Regions from separate parts of the Homo sapiens genome. Here all the other regions are linked to region 2. A link is a loop called in an ENCODE intact Hi-C map of the cell type or tissue named here. Cell type or tissue: heart left ventricle. All regions are shown on one strand.

Region 1 (8,000 bases), 250 kb after region 2:
GGATAAAGACCAATGAGTAGCTAAAGAAAATGTGGTAGATATACACCATGGAATACTACTCAGCCATAAAAAGGAACAAAATAATGTTTTTTTGCAGCAACTTGGATGAAGCTGAAGGCCACTATTCTAAGTGAAGTAACTCGGAAATGGAGAGCCAAACACTATATGTTCTCACTTATAAGTGAAAGCTAAGCTATGAATATGCACAGGCATACAGAGTGGTATACTGGACATTGAAGAGCCAGAAGTGGGAAGGTGGAAGGGGTGTCGGATAAAAAAACTACATATTAGGTACAATGTACACTACTTGGGTGACAGGAGCACTAAAATCTCAGAATTCACCACTATAGAATTCATCTATGCAACCAAAAACTACTTGCACCCCAAAAGCTGTTGAAATAAAAAAATTAAATTTGTAATGCATTTTTATGTTCCAGTGAGTTTTTAAAAATGGTTTTATTGAGGTATAATTGATATACAATAAACTGAACATATTTAAAGCATACAGTTTGATAAGTCTGGGCACATGGATAAGCTTGTGAAACAGAACCATGATCAAGACAGTGCACATATCCCTCACCCCAAAAGTTTCCTGGTGCCCCTTTTAGTCCCTCACCCCAGCACTCCCTTCCCACCTGCCCCCAGGTATCATGAATCTGCTGTCACTTTAGAGCAGTTTGCATTTTCTAGCATTTTAAACAAATGGAATCATTGAGTATATACTCTTTTATTTGTGTCCTTTCACTCAACAGAGCTATTTTGAGATTCATCTATGTTGAAGTGTGCTTCATTACTTTATATTGCCCAGTAGAATTCCATTGTATGTACTTGCCACAATTTGTTTATCCATTCACCTGTTCATGGACATCTGGGTTTTTTTCAGTTTTGTGTTGTCTTTGAGACAAAGTCTCATTCTGTCGCCCAGGCTGGAGTACAGTGGCGCCATCACAGCTCACTGCACCCTCAGATTTCCGGACTCAAGCGATCCTCAGCCTCCCAAGTAGTTGGGACCGCAGGCATGTGCACCACACCTGGCTAATATTTTAGTTTTTGTAGAAATAGGGTCTCCCTGTGTTGCCCAGATTGGTCTCAAACTCCTGGGCTCAAGCAATCCTTCTGCCTTGGCCTCCCAAAGTGCTGGGATTACAGGTGTGAGCCATCACACCCAGCCCTCAGTCTTTTACTATTACAAACAAAGCTGCCATGAACACTCAACTACAAGTCTCTGTGTACACATATGCCTTTTTTCCTCTTAGGTAAATCCATCAAAGTGGAATGGCTGGATTAAATGGCAGGTATATGTTTAACTTTTAAGAAACTGTTGTAGCCGTTGTCCCATTTTACAGACCCTCTCCCCTAGAAGGCTTCCATAGGTTTTAAGAATGAGATTACAATGATCTGGGGCACTTGTCAGGCATTCAGATTTTCAGTCCACTCCCATGAGAAAAATCTGATTCACTAGGTTGTGAAGGGGCTGGGAATCGGAGTGTTTAACAGCAGGTACCCCAGATGATTACTGGAGCTGGTGAGTTGTGAAACATCACCCTAGGGGATACAGTCTTAACTCCCAGGTGATTTTTGGAGCAAGTGAGTTATGAAAAAATACTCTAGGGAATACAGTCTTAACTCCAGAGCTGGGTTTACACGCCATTCAGGATCTTGCTCCTGTCTAGTTTCCCAGCCCAGTGCTCCCTGCTTCAGCGTTATTAAACTGTACCCTGTTCTTTGTATGACCGACTCTCATCCGTCCAGTGCTTACTGAGTGTAGTGGGTCTAGTAGAGACCCCACAAAATATATGTCCATGTCCTAACCCTCAGAACCTGTGAATGTGATCTTCTTTGGAAAAGAGACCTTAGTAGAGGTAATTAAGTTAAGGAGCCTAAAATGAGATTATTCTGGATTTAGGGTGAGCTCTAAATTCAGTACCAGTTGTCCTTTTAAGAGAAAGGAGGACAGAGACACAGAGGAGAAGCCCATGTGAAAACAGAGACGACATGGAGTGATGCTGCCCCAGGCCAGGGAATGCCAGGGGCCTCCAAACACTGGAAGAGGCCAAGAAGGATTCTCCAGAGAGCCTTCAGAGGAGGTGTGGCTCTGCCCACGCTGTGATCGTGGACTGCGGGCCTCCAGAACTGTACATTTCTGTTGTTGTTTTAAGCCACACAACTTTCAGTTATTTTTTACAGCAGTGAGGATTTAAAGATTAAAAGGTGTAGATCCCGCTCCTGAAGAGTGTAAAAGTAGAAAAATGAACCAACAGGGAACAATTACATTAAATTAAGATAATTACTATGACAGGGTATATTTAGTAAGGAGAGTGATGGCAAATGTTGCCCAAGGGAGGTGGCTGTGTCCTGCCCTCTCCTTTCCCCCTCCACTTTACCCCCCTCTGTGGTTCATGTTGCCTATCTCAGTAAGTGGTATCCTCACTGCAAATCACACAAGCCAGAAATCTAGGAGTCACTCTGATATCTCACCCCCGGCCACAGGCCCCATGACTTCTGTCACCAAACCCCTAATAATGACATTTATTTCCTTAATATTTCTAAGAATTCCCTTCTCTCCCCTCCATAGCCACCACCATAGGCCAAGCTCCATCATCTCCCACCAGAGCAGTCCCTCCTAACAGGTCCACTGTGCATCACGCTGTGCATTAAACACGCTCATGGAATCACATGGCTCTCAGGAGAGAGGGTAAACCTCATAAGTGGACTCAAGGCCCTGCTGGTCTAGCCCTGCAGGCTGCTTCTCCTCCCCACTGATTCCCTGTGCTCCACCCACTGCCACTCTGGTCTGCCTTAGTCCTGTGCTTTCCAGCTCTTTTCACAGCTGGCCTATTCTGCAGCTGTTCTCTGCATGAAAGAGCTATAACCCTACTGCACCTAGGTGACTGCTACTGCCTCAGCCATCATCCCTATGGAAGCCCTCCTCCACTTCCTGTCAAAGTCACAGCTTCTTATTTTAATCCCCGAGAGAGTTGTGTGCCTCCCAGTCACAGTTGCAATTTACATTGGCCTGTGTGATTATTGCACTGAAGTAGGCTTTCCCCAGCCCACGAGATCCTTGGGCACAGGACTGTGACCTTTTTACTCACTTTTGTGTCTCTAAGGCACAGCCTGGTGGCTAATACATAGTAACTACTCAGTTCACATCTGTGGAATTAATGAAGAAATTGCCCATTGTTTATAATAGCAAAAAATTGAGGACAATTTACTGAGAACAAATTAAATAAATTATATCTATCTGTGCTATGTAGTACTATTCAGCACTTTCAAAAATAATGAGGTACATCTGTACTTACTGATGTGGAACATTGGCTATGATAGATTTCGAGTAAAAAAACAAAAAATGAAAAGAGCAAGTTGCAGAACAATTCTTAGGGTAAAACAGTGTTTTAAAATTAAAGCAATGATTTAAAAATTTTTTAAAAAATGTTTGACCTGGCATAGATGAAGGTATGGAAGGACAACATCAGTTAATACTTAGTGCTAGGCAGCGGGACTGGGAGAATCAGAGAAGCAATGGACATGAATTTGATAAAGAACTTACACAATTTTGCAGTGTTTGGACTTTTTCTTTTTACAAGCATATATCATTTTGATAATTCAAGACATGCTTTTAAAGATTGCCAAGAAGACAAGAAGTGACTCAAGGAAGGGAGGCACATTCCCTGTCACGCACCACCACCTCCTTTCCTGCCCTCCAACCCCATACATGCTTGACCTTACCCACTTGGCATAGACCTGCACCCCAACCTTCTCACCTGTATCCCTGCCCTCTCGCCTTCACTCCTGCCCTCTCACCTGAGCTGGTGTCCTCTCACCTGTGCTTATATCCTGTGGTTTGCATGTCACCTATCCCAATAAGCAGCACTTATGTTCCCGATAAGTACCACCTTCCTAGATTGTGTGGTTCTTTTGCAAGGTTCAGAAAGGTGAGGCTGTTGGAAAGGCAGTTAACCTCAAGTAAATTCCTGTTAGTGACTTTACCTCCCTAACTGCAATGTTAGCTTTCTGAGAAGGAAAGGAACTAACATATTCAAAAATTAAACTCCTAATACCTAGCAGGCATGCCTACTTATAGCTCATCAAATCCCCACAGGAACCTCGTGAGTAGGTATTCTCATCTCCATTTTACAGACCTGTGGCAACAAGAGCTTGCCACTTGGCCAGTGTCTCACATCAAGGACTCAAACAGAGCTCTGACCGGCTCTCCATGCCAAACTTTCTGTGCCACAGCATTGGGATGGTGGGGGGGCATGATTGCACCATACTGCCCATGGATTTCCTAGCTCATTTCCTCCAAGATAATAAATGCTGTATAAATGTTTGTATTATGAGGAAAGTAGTTTATCCTTCACCCAGCATGTCCATTAAATAGTCTTTGTATTCATTTTCTATTGAAGCTTGATCTCCCCAAAGCTTAAAATAGGATTGAAAATGTGCAGTGTTTGACCTATTTTCAGCCATTAGCGTAATTTATCAAATTAGAGAACTGAGAAGCAACGACCCTGAAGAGGAGCCAGTGCAAGCAGTCTTGGGGTGGGGGAGGCCAGGAGTCCCAGGGACACAGGGTCTCAGGACCAGTAGAGGAAGAGAAAGGAGGAGCGCTGACAATGGCTCAGAAGTCGAGGTGGGAAAGAGCAAAGACAAGCCCCACCTCTTTCACAGCAGAGTTGGAAAGAGTTGCAGACTTCATGGAGGCCACCTGGACTCGGACCCCCGCTCTGCTGCTCACTGACTGCGAAGCTGGGTCAGACTCCTTTATCACTTGAGCCTCAGTTTCCTCCTCTGAAAACTGTGAGCTGCGACTCACCTCACCAGGGTGACAACATTAATTTTAATGAGGTAATGTATGCGAATCCTGCCTATATAGAACGAAAACAGTAAGACATTTACAATGTTCCATATGGCCGCTCTACTGACATGACTTTGTCTTCTTTACTTTGGATTCAAAATTCTCAGTCTGAAAGATGGGATGTTACAAAATTGCATTAAATGCTTCAGAGGCAGAGATCATCTTTACATTCCCCCATCTCCTAGGATCCAGAATGGTGTCTTGCACATAACAGGTGCTCAGAGAGTATCTGCCAAAAGAATGATGAATGAAAGAATTTAGCTCACAACTACTACTTAAGCAGTGGCCCTTTAGCAGTAATGATTTTTACTGTCTTGCTCCCTGGCCCTCCTCCCAGGGTGTCTTCATGTGCTAATTCATCCAACAGCAGCCATTTGGGGATGATTAGAATAGGTGGGAGGAGCTATTAGGAATGGGGCACGTGTGGCCAGAGAGTCCAGGTGAACAACAGGAAGAAGAGGCCCCTGATCAGCTGTTTGCTGAGCATCAAAGACCTGGGGTGGAGCAAAAGGAGTCAAGTGAAAGAGTGAGACTAGGGAAGAATGCAATGATCTGATGATAAGTGAGAAGCAGCCTTCAAACTATTAAAAAAAAAAAGCAAAAGTAACAAATGAAAATAACAATGGATCTTAATTAAATGATTATTTTAAACACATAATGCATATACACACCCAAGTTGTACTTACAGGCACTCCAGTTGGTGTGATATATCTAAGGAAAATAGATTCTGCTTGATATTTGGTGGGCTTAAAATAAAATGTTTCGTGTGTGTGTGTGTGTGCGTGTGTGTGCACGCACATGTGTCCTTTCTCCATGTCCCAGTAAACACTGTACTATGCTTCCCTCCATAGGTGCTGATACATAACACTGTTCATTTTCAGCTGCAGCTCTTGATTGCTTTTGGCAGCAAAAACACTGCTCCAGGTCCACATGAGAGAGTGACTTGGTAGAAGATTAAGATGGATTCTTGAATGGTGGTCCCCAAAAGATGTATGCATATCTATGTCTCAATCCCTAGAATTTGTAAATGTTACCTGGTTTGGAAAAAGGATCTTTGCAGTCGTAATTAAACTAAGACTCTTGGGATGAAATCATCCTGGATATTCAGTGGGCCCTACATCCAATGGCCAGTGTCCTTATAATATCAGGGCAGAGGGATGTTTGAGACAGACGGAAGAGGAGAAGGCCATGTAAAGACAGAGGCAGAAATGGGATTGATGTGTCTACAACCAAGGAATGCCAAGGATTGCCCCAGTCACTAGAAGCTAGGAGAGAGGCATGGAATAGATTCTTCCCAAGAGCCTCAGAAGGGAGTGTGGCCCTGCTAACACTATGATTTCAGACTTCTGGACTGCAGAACTGCAAGAGTTCTATTGTTTTTGTTTTGTTTGTGATGGAGTTTCACTCTTGTTGCCCAGGCTGGAGTGCAATGGCAAAATTTTGGCTCACTGCAGCCTCCACCTCCCGAGTTCAAGCAATTCTCCTGCCTCAGCCTCCCGAGTAGCTGGGATTGCAGGCATGCACCACCACACCTGGCTAATTTTGTATTTTTAGTAGAGACAGGGTTTCTCCATGTTGGTCCGGCTGGTCTCAAACTCCCGACCTCAGGTAATCCACCCGCCTCGGCTTCCCAAAGTGCTGGGATTACAGGTGTGAGCCACCATGCCTGGCAAGTTCCACTGTCTTTTTTTCTTTTTCTTTTTCTTTTTTTTTTTTTTTGACAGAGTTTCACTCTTGTTGCCCAGGCTGGAATGCAGTGGTGCAATCTTGGCTCACTGCAACCTCCACCTTCCAGTTTCAAGCTATTCTCCTGCCTCAGCCTCCCAAGTAGCTGAGATTACAGGTACCTGCCACCACACCTGGCTAATTTTTGTATTTTTAGTAGAGACGGGGTTTCACCATGCTGACCAGGTTGGTCTCAAACTCCTGACCTCATGATACACTCACCTCGGCCTCCCAAAATGCTGGGATTACAGGCGTGAGCCACTGCGCCCAGCTGAGTTCTATTGTTTTAAGTCACCCATTGGGATAATTTATTCCAACAGTCCTACAAAACTGGTACAATTCTGAAATGCTATCTTCTCACAAATGTTCAATGTGAAGAATTTCACATAAACACGCAAACCTAAATTCAAACTCCCATGGTGAAAAGTCCCCAGGGAAGTCTTAGCCAGCTTCTCTGTGCTCAACAAGTCTCACAGAGTATGTGTCCAGTGTTCCCTAGGCTCCTTGACTCCTGCATCAGAGCTTTGCCCCCTTTGTAGTATTACAGATCCTGTATAACCTTCCCCAGAAGACGTGCTCTATGGAGCCCCCTGCCCAACACCAGCTCTTAGAGAAGTTTAGCACAGTTTCTCTCCTGCCCAAGCTTAAGGGCTCTAGGGCTTCAGGAAAGTCTTAAGATGTGCCTAAAATTCTCGTAATGAGGATATGTTGATTCTGGTCCTGGGAGTGGAGGGACTGTCTTTGTAGTACTGTGCTTATGCCACAGTGTCTCACCGCTATGAAGTGCTAGTTAACTGCATACTCACTGACTAAAGCTCATATATATCCCCTATGAGATCTGCCTGGGCAAACTGTGAAAGGAATGAAATCATCTAACTTCCTCATCTCCAAAACCTCCCACACCCTTAGATACCCAGGGCCTCTGTGCTGCTCTGATCTCTCTGTGGGGCCCATTTTGCTGCTCCTCTGACTCCACCCACAAAATGAACTTGTGCCATGCCCATTGGTCTAGAGTTTTCTCTAATGCTAAGGGACAGTTATAATTAATGCATTAATTAAGTCAGTTCAGGAGTTTGACAAATTTATCATGATGAAAATCAGATGGAGAAATGTGGGCTGGACAGTCAGTGTATCCATGGGTAGATTCATAGGTGGATGAAGGCCCTTATCCAGTAATAAAACCCTGGCCTTCTGAAGGGAGGATCCTTGCCCTTGGCCCAATCCTATTCAATATTTTAATCAATGATTTGAATAAAGTCAAAGCAGCAAGTTTATCTGCTTTGCAAACAATCCAACTCCGAGCAATGTAGAAAACATATTTGTTAACATACTCAGTTAAAATCATGAAATGATGGACTGTAATGAATACCTCAAAATTAATGTAACTTCTTTCACTTAGTTTCAAAAAACAAGCCAC
Region 2 (8,000 bases):
AATAAAGTAGAGAGGACAGCAATCCTTACCAGTGTCACTCTATCACCCTATACAGCTCCTCAAACACAAGCCCAGAAGGGGCTTCATTTTGGTGGAAGTCCTGGGCCTACATTTGTATATTTAAGTGGAACCCGAATACTTGCTCCCAGAGTGGTGTCAGTGGTCACCCCAACTTTCCAAATTCTGGCAGGCACAGCAGGTCATTCTGTGAGCTGTTCTCATTCACATCCTATTTCCAACTGGTTCTGTTCCACGGAGCCCCAGCTGTACTCTGCAATTCAGTTCTACCAACGCTCATTGCATGTTGCTGATATGGCAGGCACTAATGTGAGATGCTGTGAGCAAGCAAGCATAGCCCAGCCCCACTCTAGTAGGGAACACAGAAATACTTGTAATGTGAGCCGAATGGAAGCATAATGCCCTGTGGCAACACTTAGGAGGGTGACGGTCATTCTAGCTTGGGCAAAGCTTCATGGGGGAGGAGGCCTTTGTCCTGAGCTTTGTGAGATGGGTAGGATTTAGGCAGGCTGAGACAAAGGAAGAGCATGCCAAGCAGAAAGAAGAGCAGGAAGGAAGGCATGGAGGCAGAAGTGTTCAAGTCATATTTAAGGAGTGGCACTTGCTGGATCTCCAAGTGTCTTCAGAGTGATGAGCTTAGGAATTCAGGGAAAGGCCTTGTCATAGAAAGCCTTCAGGATTCTAAGGAATTTAGACTTTAGGGCAGAAAATGGGAAACCATGGACATTCTTGAGCAGGGATATATCATGGTGGGACTTGTGCCTCAGGAAGAGCAATCCATCAGCAGAAAGGCTTGGAGAGTGAGTAGAGGCAGAAGAACAATGAGGGCATTATTGCAAAAGTCCAGACCAGTGGTCACGGAGGTCTGAAGTTTAGTGATGAGACCAAAATTGGAAAGGAGGGAACTTTGGACAGGTGCTGTAGCAGCAACAGAATGGAGGCTCTGGGGCTTATGGGGTATGGGGATTAAATTCACACTGAGGCAGGAGAGTGTTGAGAGGGAATCCAGCCATCTTCTCTTCCTGGGCTCACAGGGTGGTTTATCCTGGGGGTTGTTGTGCAGCAGTTCTCTGATGTCAAAAATGAGCAGGCTTAGGGAAATTGATCTACTTTGGTAGAGATTGTGGGCTGTCCACCAATATCTAGCTACCTTACTTTATTAAAAATAGAATCCTTAATTTTTAGCTAGGCAAATGCCTCCTACCCCTAGTTGGAATAAAGACATTTTTCAGTTTTCTTGCATCAGAATGGGTTTGCATGAGTACACCTGGGCAGTGATTTGTCAGACTTTGGGAAAATATGATTTTTTTGTTGGCAAGAAAGCAGCCTGGATGGAGCTCCAGTGACCATCTTAAACCACTAGACAAAAACTCATGTTGAAGATAATGGAGCTATAAGATAGTGACTGATGATGACTGTAGAGTTGCCATACTTGTCCCAGGCTGCCAACATCTGGATTTCATTGACATGGGAGAGAAATAAATGTACATTTTATTTATGCTACTGTTTTGTCTGTTTTATGCAACCAAATCTAACCTAATCTTTGTCCATATAACAAAAGTCAAAAGAGTATAATGCAAACTCATTTATAACTTTTTAACAATGGAAATATATGTATCTCATCTAAGGACACATCTTCCAAGGATTTTAGCACCCAAGAAGCCAAAGTATTCATTCAAAGATTGAGGGGTGACCAGAGTCTTGGATGGGGCAAGTCCATCAGGTCAGTTCTTGGGCTTTAGTCCATCAGGCTCTATAGAAACTTCACCAACTCTCTTTACTGCACAACCAAGCCCTCCACTCTCATGAGAGGGGAGCTCATGTCCTCTAAGCCCCATGTCTCTTTCCACTGAAAGAGCACTGCTCTCAGATTCCCATTTTCCCCAATTCTATTCAATTTGTGTCTTGTTAACATAATCTTCCTTTAAATCAGATGCAATACAACTGAGGATGACTCAGGTCTTGGAGTTGGAATCGGATCTGAGTCCTGCCCTTTCTATACTTGACCTCTTAACTGGCCAGTGACTCATTTACACAAAATATTTTGGGTTGGTTTGGCAAGTGTTCACTGCTTAGATACTTTACATTCAGGATGTACTTTATCATATTAAGAGTATAGGGGATACATTTTCTTACATACTAACTGTAGGGGACAAGTACAAATGAATAGCCCAAACCGAGGCTGATGTTAAAGGTTAGCTGCCGGGGAGGATGGAAGAACCAGTCTTCATTCCCCAACCCTGTAAAAGACATCTAGAGGTGAAACTGGTTTTACCAGGAAGATGTCAAGATCAGTTTAAGCCTGCTGAAGTGGAGGTTCTAATCAATATCTGATAATATCTAAGATGTATTGAGCACTTGCTTTCTGCCTGGCAATGTTCTAAGCACTTAGATTCATCAAACGCATCACCTCACAACTACATGAGGCAACTACTCCCAATACCCCCACTTGCAGACAGGGAAACTGGAAGCTAGAGATGAAGCAATTTGACCAGCATCATTCAGTTAGCAAGTAGAAGAGCTGCTACTTGAATCCATGTGTTTCTCATCGCAGAGCCCTTAACTATTACCTTAGTTGTTCTTAGGGAGCTTAACAAAATTTCCTTCCTCACAATCTCCCTCTTATCAGAATGTATTTCTTCTCTATGATGCCAATTCCATACTTGATGCTTTATCTGAGAAACCTTTACAAACAGGCTGGTACTTGCCCCTTCTCAGGTGACAACATTTTAAGTTTGATAGAGGTTTTGCAAAGGTGTACTGATAAATCCACTGGAGGAAGAGTTACGGGTGGAGAAAACTCTTAATCTGTAGCCTTTGCCAATTTCCATGGTGTAAATACTCCCACCATGACCAGTGCAGCTGGTAAATTTCCTGAATATTTGATGATTGCCTCCTGCCCAGCAGCTCCAGCACACCACTGGGCCGAGGGTTCTATTATAGCTAAGAGTGCCCACGCTGGCTGGGAATTCTGGGAATCCATGGCCAGCCTGAGAGAGTTCTGGCATGAGAGAGCCTTGCAGTCCCCTTCAAGGCATACCTGTTAGGGGGGTCCCCAGCTTCTTTTCTTCAGCTATCTGGCCCAGGGCATGCTGGGAGGTGGTGCTGTGGCCCACAGAGAGGCTACAGACCTGGGCTCATGGCCCAGTCTCCCTCCTGAGGCTCCAGCTCCCCTTCTGGAAGCAGCGCTGTGACCAGCAGGTGGCAGCACTCTCACGTTCAAGAGTCTGTGCCTCAGCAAAATGAGGGGCCTTTGTTCTGAGCCAGAGGCTGTGTCACCAAGAGAAAGGCCCTGAGGGGCCAGCTAATCAGCCTGTCCTTAGCTGACCTCCATCAATGTGAGCCAAGTGGACAGTCTCTGGCAGCGTGATACCATGAGAACAACCTTAGCAAACAGCAGAGACAGCACAGTCTCAACCCACCCCTGCCCATCCTGAGGGCTTGGCCTGGGGAGGCCTCATAAAAACAGGTGGGGCTCCATTCAGGAAGGGAGGTAAATGCCAAGAGTGGCGCTTCCAGTGCTAAGGAGGAAAAGACTCCTGCTTGCTCCCACCACCAGCTATGCTGTGGTGCCGCCTTCCTTCTCTGCTGACTCCATGGGTGCTCAGTTCCCACCAGGTGACCAGCTGTTCCAGCTTGCCCAGGACTGTCCTGGTTTTAGTACTGAAAGTCTCAGGTCCTGGGAAACCCCCTGTCCCCAGACAGCAGGCCAGCTGGCCATCTGAACTCCCAGTCCCTGTCCATGTGCAACGCCTGCCTAGCACACAGTAAGCACTTTCGAAGGCGTTGCTGTTGCAGGAGAAGGCAAAGCAGAATTCAGGTGGGACTATAAGAGCTGACTGACCCCGATAGACAGGTTGGTTAGTTAGTTAATTGGTATTGATTGATTGATTTAATTTATTTAGAGGCAGGGTCTCACTCTGTCACCCAGGCTAGAGTGCAGTGTCACGATCATGGCTTGCTGTAGCCTTGACCTCCTGGGCTCAAGAGATCCTCAAACCTCAGCCTCCAAGTAGCTAGTACCACAGGCACATGCCACCATGCCTGCCAATTAAAAAAAAAATTTTGTAGAGATGGGGTCTCGCTATCTTGCCCAGGCTGGTTTTGAACTCCTGAGCTCAACTGATCCTCTTACCTTGGCCTCCCCAAAGTGCTAGGATTATGGGTGTAAGCCAACACACCCTGGCCTCATTCCATTGGTAAAAGCTGCTCCCTTTGCTTTCGGTCAGAGGTAGGAGCCAGAATGTGTGAGGGGAAATCCTCAAAACAGTCCGTTTCTTCTCCAGCTCACCTTGTATCTTTGACCTCCCTCCCTCTTCCTTCCCTCTCATGCTCGCCCGCCTGCCTCAACAATCTCACCCTCCCCAGAGTCCAGAGGCAGAGAACTCCGTGTTCCAAGGAAGGGTGGAGCCTCTTAGAGTGGGCAGGTGGCAGGGCTGGTAAACAGGACAGGCCAGAGGAGGGGTTGAGGCAGGCCAGGAGGCGCTTCAGCCACCTAGACATGGAGCAGCGGGATTTAGGCAGCCCAAAGAATCTGTGCGAGGTTTCCTGGAGCCCTCCCCCTCCTGCCCCCACATCCAAGCAGGGATGTGCACATTCCTCTTTCCTCCTCTAGCTCAATGTGCTGTGGCTTATCTGCTCACGTCACTGTTGACCCCTCCAGATGGTTCACTTGGACTCCCAGTGCCTAGCTTGGGGAGTCAGGCACGGCAAACGCCACCCTGTGCTATGGCTTGAAGGAGGCCAGCAAGCTTTGCTTAAGCCAAGGCATGTGTGAGAAACTTGCAAATCCTTCTTCCCTGCTCTGGACATGGGGAGAAAAGGCAGACTTCTTGCCATGGCCCTCAGGTTCTGCACAGACCGGCCCTTGTCAATTCTCCAGGCTTATCTTGTGCTGTGTTTCCCAGCACTCAGTGTGGCCATCATCCTGGCCTTCTGCCAGGCCCTGCTAATGCCATGCTCACTCCTGCCTCAGAGTCTTCACTCAGGCTGTTCTCTCTGTCTGGTCAAGAATAGCAGGCAGGGTCTGGTTTAGACATGGTCGTCCAAGAAGCCACTGTGAGCAGGGGAAAGTGAAGCTTTGATCTGGAGGATGTGAAGGGTCATGGTGTCCACCTGGGGAGGAGGTCTGCTCTGACAAGCACACTCCCTGTGGTGGCACCAGCTCTCTGTCACCCTGTTAGGAAGGAGTTAATGGGCATTTCCAAAGGCAAACTTCTCATGGGCTTTCTGTTTTAAATTTTCTATATAACTGACCACTCCTCATATCAAACTATCATACTCAGCGGGTTTGTATTTTCATTCCACTGGTGACAAATTAATGCAGGCATAGCCCTATTCTGGATAAAAATTGACCATCTCAGTGAAATCCTGCTGACTCCTGTCTCCCAGCCAGCACTTGGATTTGGTGGAGCCTGCATTAACCCCAGGGTCTCAATAGAGATTCTTAGGTCTTGGAGATTTCTACTAAAAGGCCCACTCTTCCACCTTACAGAATATAGGTCAGAAGTTTGGGCTACTTCAGCTGCCAGATCATAGTAAATAAATATTGAGTTTATTGAAGAAATACTGATTTTATGACATAGAGTTTGCCAAGTAAGCCAAATCCTAGATACAGTGCACAGCAACTCTGGTTATTAAGATATAGATGGAAACCCAGGCTGGCAACTATAGTCCCAGCTACTCAGGAGGCTGAGGCAGGAAAATTGCTTGAACCCAGGAGTTCAAGACCAGTCTGAGCAACACAGCAAGACCCCATCTCTAAAAAACAAAACAGTTCAAAGCTTTGAGGAGGTGGTGAAAGCCTTTATTGGTGTTAAATACTCCATCTCAAGAGCTATAGAAAGATCTTAACTCTTCCAGAGAGGCCATAGCCTCTGTGTAAAGCACACTGTGTAAGCTCCATGAAGGACACCCAGGAGGCACGCATGCCCAGAGAGGAGCGGCACCTGCTCCTCCCCTACCCTGGAAAGAGCCAGGCCATGATTCCTGTGGAAAGTGCTGCACCTCACCCAGCTGTGAGCAACCTCTTCCTGGGTCCTTGGGGGTGGGGAAACCAAATCCCTGGGTTTGAGTAGTATTTGGTCTTTTCCAAGAGCCTGTGTCTATGTCTGCTTGCTTTTTGGGTTAGCTCCAGCCAATCCCTGTTATCTTTCACAGAGGAAGAAGTATCCAGCTGTTGGGGAAAGTCCCAGGATCTGGGGCCCCGGGCCAGTTACAGGGATGTTGGGTTATGGCTGCTCTTTTCTTTCACCTATTTGTCTAGAAATGCAAACTATTCAGGTTGCCCATAGCAAAGAGGCCAAGGTTGGGAAGCTAAGGCATGGATGTGGTGAAGGAGAGTTGGAGGAAAAGGCTCAAAGAACCTCTGTTGGTTTTTGGGGGGTGTGACTTCAATCTTGTTCCTTCATTCCTACGTGGCCGAAGAGTCCCCTTGAGTGACCTCACCTTCACCCAACCCCCACCCAACCTGCTTATTCACCTACACTGACACCTGCCCTTCAGTAAGAAGCCCCACCCTCCCCAGAACACAAAGTTCTCCCTAGAGTCTGGGAGGAAGATCTGGGGTGTGAAGGGATGAGGGGAGGGCAGTCAGGGCTGGAAGTGAGAGGAAGAAAGGGATGGTTTTATTGCTCCTCTCTCGTACTCTGGCTCCTGCCAGAGCTAAGGTAGCAGGTTTTAAAAATGAAATGAAAGCAGCTCTTGCTTGTTAGAGTTGGTCATCCTCTGTAGGCCCCTTTGACTCGCCTCTCTCCTTCAATAACACCAACTCCTGCGGCAACATTTATTGTGTGCTCACGGGGGCCAGGCATTTTGTGAGGCTCGGGGCTGGGAGTTGATGCTGTGTTGGGGTCAACAGTCAAGGGGACAGCTAAATTCCAGCACAGTGAGGTTTGGGCCACAGTGAGTGGTGGAAATATAAAAGCTCCCCTCTGAGAATTGGAAAGCATCATATTTTTAAACAACTGTTGCTGGAGTTTACCTTCCTTCTTAAAGGAACCCCAGCTGCCTGTTCCCATGATGCCACTGCTGGAGTCTCAGCCCTGAGGTTGGGCAAGCCGGGGGTTGAGACTGTACCTTCTCTGTTTACTGAAGGTGTTCCTGTCTATCTTACTGCCTATGCACTGTGGTCCCCACAGCTGAAAGTCAGTAGGCAGAACAGCTGGCCCGGTAGGACCCATTTCTTCAATGAAACAGCCTATGGCCCAGACAAAAGCCCCTGCATGGGTGGGTGGAGGCTAGGATGCTCTGGTGAGCCCCTTGGACGCCATTCCTGTAGTGGTCACATTGGAATCAAGTCCATTCACCGATGGTCTTAATGTGGACAGAAAATTGAATTTATTAATGGTAGATGTAAAAATATAATCAAACATTTCCATCCATATCATTGAGTCCTATCCAACAATAAAAAGGAATAAACTATTGATACATGCAACAACGTGGGTGGATCTCGAGGCAGTTATGTGGTGAACAAAGCCTATCTCAAAAGGTTACATACTGTATGACTTCATTTTGTAACATTTTTTAAGTGAAACAATTATAGAGATGAGGCACAGGTTAGTTGTCAGGAAGGAGCAAGTGTGGCCACAGAGGACAGCACAAAGAGTGGCTTGTGATGAAACAGCGCCACACAGGTGATAAAATTGCATAGAGCTACACACACACACACACACATACACACGCACACACGCGCACACACACGAGTACTTGTGAAGTCTGAATGAGTCTGGGTTGTACCAATGTCAGTTCCCTGGTTTTGATAATGTATTATAGTCATGCAAGCTGTTACACTGGATTGGCCTAGTGAAGTGTCTGTGGGACTTTCTTGTCAATTTTTGATTGTGGTAAAATATACATAACATAAAATGTACCATTGTAACTATTTTTACAGGCGCAGTTTGTTGGCTTTAAATATATTCACATTATTATGCAACAAACACCACCATCCATCTCCAGAGGACTTTTTATATCTTCCCATACTG
Region 3 (8,000 bases), 120 kb after region 2:
CATGAGCAGTGGAGAAACCTTAATTTCAAAATAGTGAAAGCGGTTTTATATCAGGTTACCTCAATGCATGGTAGATTTCTTAGGCTGGAGACATGTCAAATTATAGCAGTAATGATTGGTCATGTCCATTCCTAGCCACATGCTGCCTTAAAAAAACTGCAAAGCCAGTTCCCTTTGGCTTCCTGTTTGGACATTCATGTCACAGAAATATGTGTGACTTAAATCACCTTGCTCTCCTAGAGGACTCAGGAGGCTGAGAGTTTCCAGCTCCTCCAATAGTGGAGAGAGGAGTGGGCAGCCTGGGAGAGATGTCAAGGATCTACCTCAGGTTTGGATGCCAAATCCTACCCTTCTCTGCTGCTTTCTTCATTGCCAGTTTACTCCTGTTCCTCCAGGGGAGGCATAATCATGCAGCATGAACGGTTTGTGGAAGTGCCGTCCTGTTCCCCCACCTCAGACTCTCATTTATTAAGTCAAATATGCACCTCCCCAGCCAGAGCGGTCTGGGCCAATGATGCTGTCCATCTATGTGCACAGACAGAGCTGATGTCAAGAGAAAGGGTTGGCTAGGACAAGATATAGCATAAAACAGAACTGCTATGAACTTGGGTGGTCTTGAGCAAGTCCTCTGAGTCCATTTCCCATGTGTCTGAAATGTCTGCAACAGAATTGAGCGCAAGTGGGAGCTTTGCTCAGGCAACATTGGATTCGTGAATTGAGAGGGTAGATATGCATAGGATAGAGCTCTTGTTCACAAGTAGGTTGGGTTTTACAAACAGCACTGAGCTTATGGAATGAGAATTCTATGCCAGAAATTTCCCCTCCTCTTTTACAGGGTGGGATTGATGCTGAGTGGGTACATGTGCTTTCTCCAGGGTCACAGAGCTGCTGCTTAATGTCAAAGTGAGATCCCCAGCCCCTTCTCTTTCCACTGCACCATGCTGTTTCCTTAGCGTTAGGGGCCACTAGAAAAGAATCAATTCTGAGAGCAGAAATATTTTGCTTCTAAACAAAAAAAATGAGGCTTATCCAAAACATGTAATTTAAAAGACCAGCTCCTTTAAAACAGAATTTTCCATGATGCCCTGTGTACTTATGTGTCACACAAACACACACACACAGACAGACACACACAAACTGTTTTCAAGTTGAGAGAATCCACGGAAGCATCTTCCTTTTAACAAAATTGAGTCACGGTAAAATTATTGTTATTATTATTATTTTATTATTATTATTTTTTTTGAGACAGAGTCTTGCCCTATCACCCAGGCTGGAGTGCAATGGCCTGATCTCGGCTTGTGCCTCAGCCTCCCGAGTAGCTGGGATTACAGGCATGTGCCACCACACCTAGCTAATGTTTGTATTTTTAGTAGAGATGGGGTTTTGCCATGTTGGCCAGGCTGGTCTCAAACTCGTGGCCTCAAGTGATCTGCCCGCCTCGGCTTCCCAAAGTGCTGGGATTACAGGTGTGAGCCACCGTGCCCGGTCTTGTCAAGGTAAGGTTAAATTAAAATTTTTTTACAGGGTTCCCAGGCTCAGGATTAGCTCCCTCAGCTTCTTTCCTGGGAAGCCACTTCTCCTTCCAATGACAGTCCCCTGGACCCTGCATCACACCTGCACAGGGGCTCCTCAGGCTGCTGGGTGATGTTGCTCAGCTCCACTCCATGGCCATCTTGGCTCCCGTAGAAGCTAAGGAGAACAGGAGGATCCTACAGAAAAATTCTGATGAGGACAGGGAGGGCAGCTGCTTGGGGGCCTGGGCCTGGTGTGCAGGTGGAGCAGGCCTGAGCAGATACTGGGGATGGGGAGTGAGGCTAACGCAGCCTCACGTAGCCTGGACCAACTCCCAGCAGGCTCACTCAGCCTCATGATCTCCTTTCTTAATCCAATAAATGACCACTTGCCTAAATTTGAAAAGGTGCCATAATATTATTTTATCCACAATATCCTGTCCTCAGGCATTTAAGTTCATGAACTTCCTCCTCAAAACTAATTTCTGTCCAATAAGACTCTTCCAATATCGATCTTGAATCACTAACATTTTAAGCCTCTGAGACGTTATTGTCTCTTCATTCTCCTCCTTCTTGCCAAATGGACATTATCTCAACTCTCTTGGTTCCTTGGCCCACTCTTGCTTCTCTCACTGATGCCATGGCATCCATCTATCCACATCTCTGCCTTTATGTAGAATAGTCTCTTCTCCTGGCTTTAATCAGGTAAGACTCCATCTTCTCACATCTGAATCTTTGCTTAGAGTTCAAAAAAATCAGATTCCTCGTGCTTTGGAATAGAGCAGTGGTGGGGAAAGTACTGATTCTAGGTCCCCTTGCTGGATAGGGATGCAGGGAAGCTGGAGGGACCTGGAGTCCCAGTACCCTAGGGACAGGGGCTGTTGTCTTAGCAGCACAACTCCCCTCTTTCAACATAGGCATCAGAGATTCCTTGGGTAACTTCATTTTCCTTGTTCAGGCTACTCTTCTTACCATGTCTCACTGATAATAAAAGATTAGGCTTTTGTAGGAGACCCATATTGTGATTTTTTCTTGGGCACTCCCACAATCTCTACAAACATCAAGGAAACAGGTCTCTCCTAGGTACTTTTTTTGAGGGTATTGGAGCATCGGCCAAGTATAAAATATCCAACAATACTGCAGTACATTTCTGGAAACCACATGGAAAATCCTAAAACTGGTCTTACCCGTGGGATCTGTGTTATAATTGGATGTTGCATTCTTGACCAAAGACTTGGCATCAGATAAATCACAGATACTAAATATGTCATAGAGGCAAAGATTCACAAAGATTCACAGTTTAAATCAGTAGTTCTCAACCCTGGCTGAGCCTTAGGATCGTCAAAAAATATTTTTTCAAATACCAATGCCTGCACATCATTTGGGACCAGTTAAAGCCAAATCTCTATGGGTGGGGACAAATAACCAATTTTTTTGTTGTTGTTTATTAAGAGCCAGGACCAAAAGAAAGACATAGTTGTCATTTGGCACTTTAAAAAATTAAAAGAGCCACTTGAAAGTAAGTGAAAAGATTTACTGATTCTCCAGATGGAAATTCAGAGATCCCACATTTGATGAACGCGCCATCTCATATGGTGGTGAGACAGGGCATGTGGCACGTGCTGTCCACCAGCACATGAACTAGTGCCCCTGGGTGCAATGTTCGAAGGCTAATGACCAGTGAGTTAATACATATTTACAAAGATTTCATGATGAGCATAATGTCTCTGTACTGGGGACTGGTTTAGGAGTCTTTGGAAAAAAATAGGCATAGTCCCTGTTCTCAAGCATTGTTCAGGGAGACAAGAACACAGTGATTCTGAAGTTAGGCTTCCAGCAATTTAGCAACATAGAAACATTGCCCTTTGCTGACAGTAGCATTTGTATCTGAAATTATCTCAACCAGATAGATCCAATTGTTTAAAAGTTTTGAAAATCTGCAGCTATATTCCAGGATTCCTCCCTTCCCTTAGTAGAAGGTTGGAGAGAGCCGATCCACGGAAGGAAAGCCTTGGGCTCACTCACACACTGGGCCTCCTCTAGAGACACCCAGTGCAGAGAGGAAGGCAGTCCCGCAGGGCCAGCCACCCAGAGGCCCCAGGGAAAGACTGTCCCTGCACATTTCTCACCAGGTTTATGTAAGTAAAGAGGAGGATAAATCCTGCCAATCCAGGAGGTTGGTTTCTATTTCTGATTCCAGTTCTTTGCCATGAATTATATGATTAGAAGCAGGGCATTTCATGATGCCTCAGTATTTCCATTTAAAAAAGAAGAATAGTGTCTATTCTTTACCTATAGAAACAAATACCTTACAGATAAATTAAATTCTGTTCAAAGGTATCTGAGCATTATTATGAATTTTTTTTCTGATTTTTAGTCTGACATGTTTACTAAAGAGAACTCAGAAATTACAGAGAAATAGTTATATATGAAAACAAAACTCACTCATAATCACACTCATAATTCCATAATAATTTTAAACACAAGAAAACACAAAGACATTCTCTATGTGTGGTTTTATACCTGTTTATACAATGATTAAGATTATATAATGAACATTCCTGTGTATCTTAAAATAGTGCTTAAAACAGATTATTTCATGACTGTGTGACAGCCTGCTTTATGGCACTGCCATGATTTGTTTATTGATTGTGAGATACACAACATAAATATTTTTTAAATTTAAGGGAAGGTTAATAATCTAAGAAATTTTGATTAACTATTATTTATAATAATCCATTTGGAGATTTTAAAAGTATATGGACATCAGTTGGAAATAATCTCAGAAGCACAGAAAATGAGATTTAAAAAACAATCAAGAGCAATTTTATTTTTAAAGGTCAATTCACTTATAAGAGACTCAGAGAACATGCAATAATTGCCTGTAACTACATTTCCATTGACTTCTGAGTGGTAATTTTATCTTTAACACCCCCTGCTGGTTTGCCTTATGGTTTTAGTGTTATCACTTTCTTTTTTTTTTAATTGTAATTTCATTAGAAGTCTGACATTTTTCCCGTCCTATTCTCTTTGTTCTCTCCCTCAAAAAATAAAGTGAGAGGGGTATGAGCAAAGGAAAAACAGAACAATCGATTATTACTTTATAGAAATTCACCCCTCACAACTCCAGCCACCATATGTAAAGGAAATAGGCTAGAGAAGCACAAAAGAATGAGGAGATATACTCAGGCTTTCTTTTAAGAACTTTATAACTTGTTGCATTACTCATTTATTCAAGGCCATTGCCATAGACTCTATGTCTCATATTACTCCACAGTAATTATCTGAAAGATAAACCCAGGAATGTGTAGATTCACAGGTCAGGGCCAATGTATGGTCATCCTTTTTTTTTTTCCTAGGGTTACAGGCAGATCAATTCAAAGCACTGCTTGAGATGGCACTTACCTGAACAGTTGTTTGTTCCACAAAAGCACCTTATAGTAAGTTTCTATCCTCTCATTTTACTTCCTACCACAAAGATCCTCTAATGCCCATGTGTGATGTAAAAAAATCAAGAAACAGCTATTACCTCATTTCTGATAGATCTGGACTCCCTTTTTGCATTCAAATAGCATTTATTGAATGTCCATTCTGTGCTTAGCACTGATCGAGGCACATGAACAAGATAGGCCATGTCCCTGTTCCTCCAGAGTTTCCAGCCTAGTGGAAGAAATAAATAACAGCAAAGGAAACAAACAAACAAACAAATAAGCAAGATAATACAACATAGTTATCAGCTCAAAGAGAACCATGAAGCAGGTGGTGGTGGTATGATAGAGTAACTAGGGAGGAGGTGGGGCTGTGTGGGGAATATTTTTGTTAGTGTGGTCAGTGAGGGCTGCTATTGAAGAGGTGCCCAGTCATTTACCTTCAGTCTTTCAACAAGAGTGCTGCAAGCTTCATTCTTCAAATCCTCTTCCTGCCATGACTCTCATGGCTTAGTCTAATGCCTTTCCTCTATCCTTTCTGCTTTCGGATCCTGGGAAGTGTTTGCAAGGGCTCCACACCCCCAGCATTTCTCATGATAGCCTACTTCTCACAAATCTACATTCACTTTATAATCATCTTTAATCCCAGTATCTCCATTATGGAAACATGAGATGAGATTGGAAATAAAAGGGATTCCTATTTGTTTCAACTATATTTTAAAATGTGCTTATTTGCATATGAATACAGATAATTCTATTGTGCTATTTGGGATTCTGCTAAAATCATCTCTTTGCAGAGGAAAAGTATTGCAACACCCACAGTAGCTTTCACTCTCACACAAAAGACCAGATTTCCAGAGAAAATGTTTCTTGGGCTGCTTTAGGAAGTCCAGGGCCAGTGATGGTCTTCAGGGTGGTGGGAACTTTTCTTTTCAGCCGCAACTGATGAACGTACATGTTATCTGGAGACAAGATTATAAATTTTCTTTGATGTCTTTGACTGAAGTAACTTTGGTAATAATGTTTAACCACTGGAAAACAGTTTTTGAAGTTATAATGCTTTCCTGCCATTACTCTTCTTTGGCTGTAGCTGATTTAAGCATTTCTTGCCTTTAGATTCAAATAGCAGGGCATTGGTTCCACATGTCAAATTCTGTGCATGATAAATCTATTTTCTCTTTGAATTTTTGTGACAACCTCATTAATCATGTGTTAGGAATGAGGAAGCTGAGATTCAGAGGGATTATGGCCTGGCTCAGAGTCAGAGGTACAGAAAAGATTTCACTCAAGTCTTTTGATTTCAGTTCAGCTGTGTACCTCTCAGGCTATAGCTGTCTCCTGTCTATGTGTATATAGCACTGAACTAAGTCTTTAGGAAAGTAATATGAAATTTAGTATTCAGGTAATCATCTTAATGAAGATTCCAGTTTTATTGGGACCACTAGTTACCAATGGAACAAGATGTTGAATATGTGCATGAATATATAGATATTAAATATGATTACAAACAAGAGGGCATATCCCTCAGGTGTTGGCTCCCTCTTCTCATATGCAGCCCTGAAGACACCACAGGGTACAAATATCAAATATAGCATGAATTTATAAAATTATATATAAAGATATAATTTACTGAAGCAACAAGAGTGTCTGGTATTATAGTAATAAAGAATGTATGAATTTTTACTGAGAAAAACATTTTAGCTCTATTGCTCTATTAAAAGAAAAAAGAAAAGACCTAAATAAATGACTAGGGCAATTTATTGTTGCTATTATGTCATTTGTCTCCAGATTGTTTTATGTATTTCATGACAATTCCAATCAAAATCACAGTAGGAATTTCTGAAATTATGGTAAACTGATTTTAAATTTTATAAGAAAGCATAAAGGCTCTTGAGTAACTAAGCAATTTTGAAAAAGAACAAAAGAATAGAACCATTTTACTAGAAAATGAGATTTGAGAAAGACATAGTAACTGATGTTATAAAGTTTAGGTGCAGAATAAGCAAAGAGACGAAAGGGAAAAATGAAAAGTCCCCAAATCAAACTGTGCATCTGTGAAAAATAAGTAATGATGGGGACAGCTTGACAAGTGCATAGCAAAAGAAAAGGCCAATTTAGAAAATACTTCAGAGAAAAGTATTACTATAGGGAGAAAAATACAGTTGAATCCCTATATTGACCCATTTAAAAAAAAAGCTCAAAATGGAGTAATTTCAAAATGTGAAAGGAAACCTGTAAAGTGAATAGAAGAAAATGTAGGGGAATATCTGTTTGCCCTTGGGTGGTAGAAAAATTATTAAATAAAGCCTCATATGCTCAAGCTGTCAAGAAATAAATTGACGAATTGTACACTAATCAAAAATGAAAGACTTGTGTTCAATGAAGGGCATCGTGAACAAAGTTAACAGTGACAAGTGACTGGTGACATTCTAGAAGTCTTTGCAATGCCTAAAACTTTAAAGGTATCAATAGCTAGAATGTACCAGAGATTAATGCAGGTCAGCAATAATAAAGATAGAAAAAAGTGATAGAAAAAAAGACGATGCGGATAGGCAATTCACAGAAGGGGAATCCTGAGTGGTTTATAATCTCCTGAAGACATAGATACTCAACCTAACCATCAATCAGAGAACAGCACAACAGAGCACTATTGAGATGGTACTTCAAATCCATCAGATTGGCAAAATCTACACAATCAGACAACACCAAGGGCTATTGAGTATAAGTTGGAACAAAACCTTTGCCCTGCTGGTGTGGGAAGGTAAATTACTATAGCTCTTCCAGAAAGCAATATAGCAATTTTTATAGAAATCTTGTATGCATGATCCTATGACTCAGCAATCTCCTTTCTGAGTACATGCCTCAGAGAAACTGTCCATAGTGGAAACTGAGGTGGATGGATCACTTGAGGCCAGGAGACCAGCCTGGCCAACATGGCGAAACACTGTCACTACTAGAATAGAAACAACTAGCTGGACATGGTGGCACATGCCTGTAGTCCCAGCTACTTGGGAGGCTGAGGTGGGAGAATAGCTTAAACCTGGGAGGCAGAGGTGGCAGT

The links. Peaks named below come from ENCODE experiments on the same cell type or tissue, not always from the same donor. Only the 100,000 strongest peaks of a DNase experiment are listed, where the experiment ranks them.
Region 1: a loop joins it to region 2, with 2.5 times the contacts of the local background. A loop is called at or near these places in 22 of 110 quality-filtered maps.
Region 3: a loop joins it to region 2, with 5 times the contacts of the local background. A loop is called at or near these places in 82 of 110 quality-filtered maps.

The regions. Positions count from the first base shown.
Region 1 is chr1:116,228,186-116,236,185 of GRCh38, reverse strand. No RefSeq gene overlaps it. Among named protein-coding and RNA genes, the nearest start is that of MAB21L3, 120 kb to the right of the region's middle. RefSeq lists an enhancer at 4,921-5,458. In heart left ventricle, a CTCF peak has its summit at 3,131; no DNase peak of the experiment used is centred here.
Region 2 is chr1:116,480,653-116,488,652 of GRCh38, reverse strand. It overlaps LOC112268235 (a long non-coding RNA gene), which reads right to left. Exons shown (of 2, transcript XR_002958352.2): 1 at 1-8,000. Among named protein-coding and RNA genes, the nearest start is that of LINC01762, 5.8 kb to the right of the region's middle. RefSeq lists an enhancer at 4,805-5,305. In heart left ventricle, a CTCF peak has its summit at 3,219 (motif pointing right); DNase peaks (open chromatin) are centred at 3,222 and 4,939; H3K27ac peaks cover 1,181 bases.
Region 3 is chr1:116,357,412-116,365,411 of GRCh38, reverse strand. No RefSeq gene overlaps it. Among named protein-coding and RNA genes, the nearest start is that of ATP1A1, 12 kb to the left of the region's middle. In heart left ventricle, a CTCF peak has its summit at 4,468 (motif pointing left); no DNase peak of the experiment used is centred here.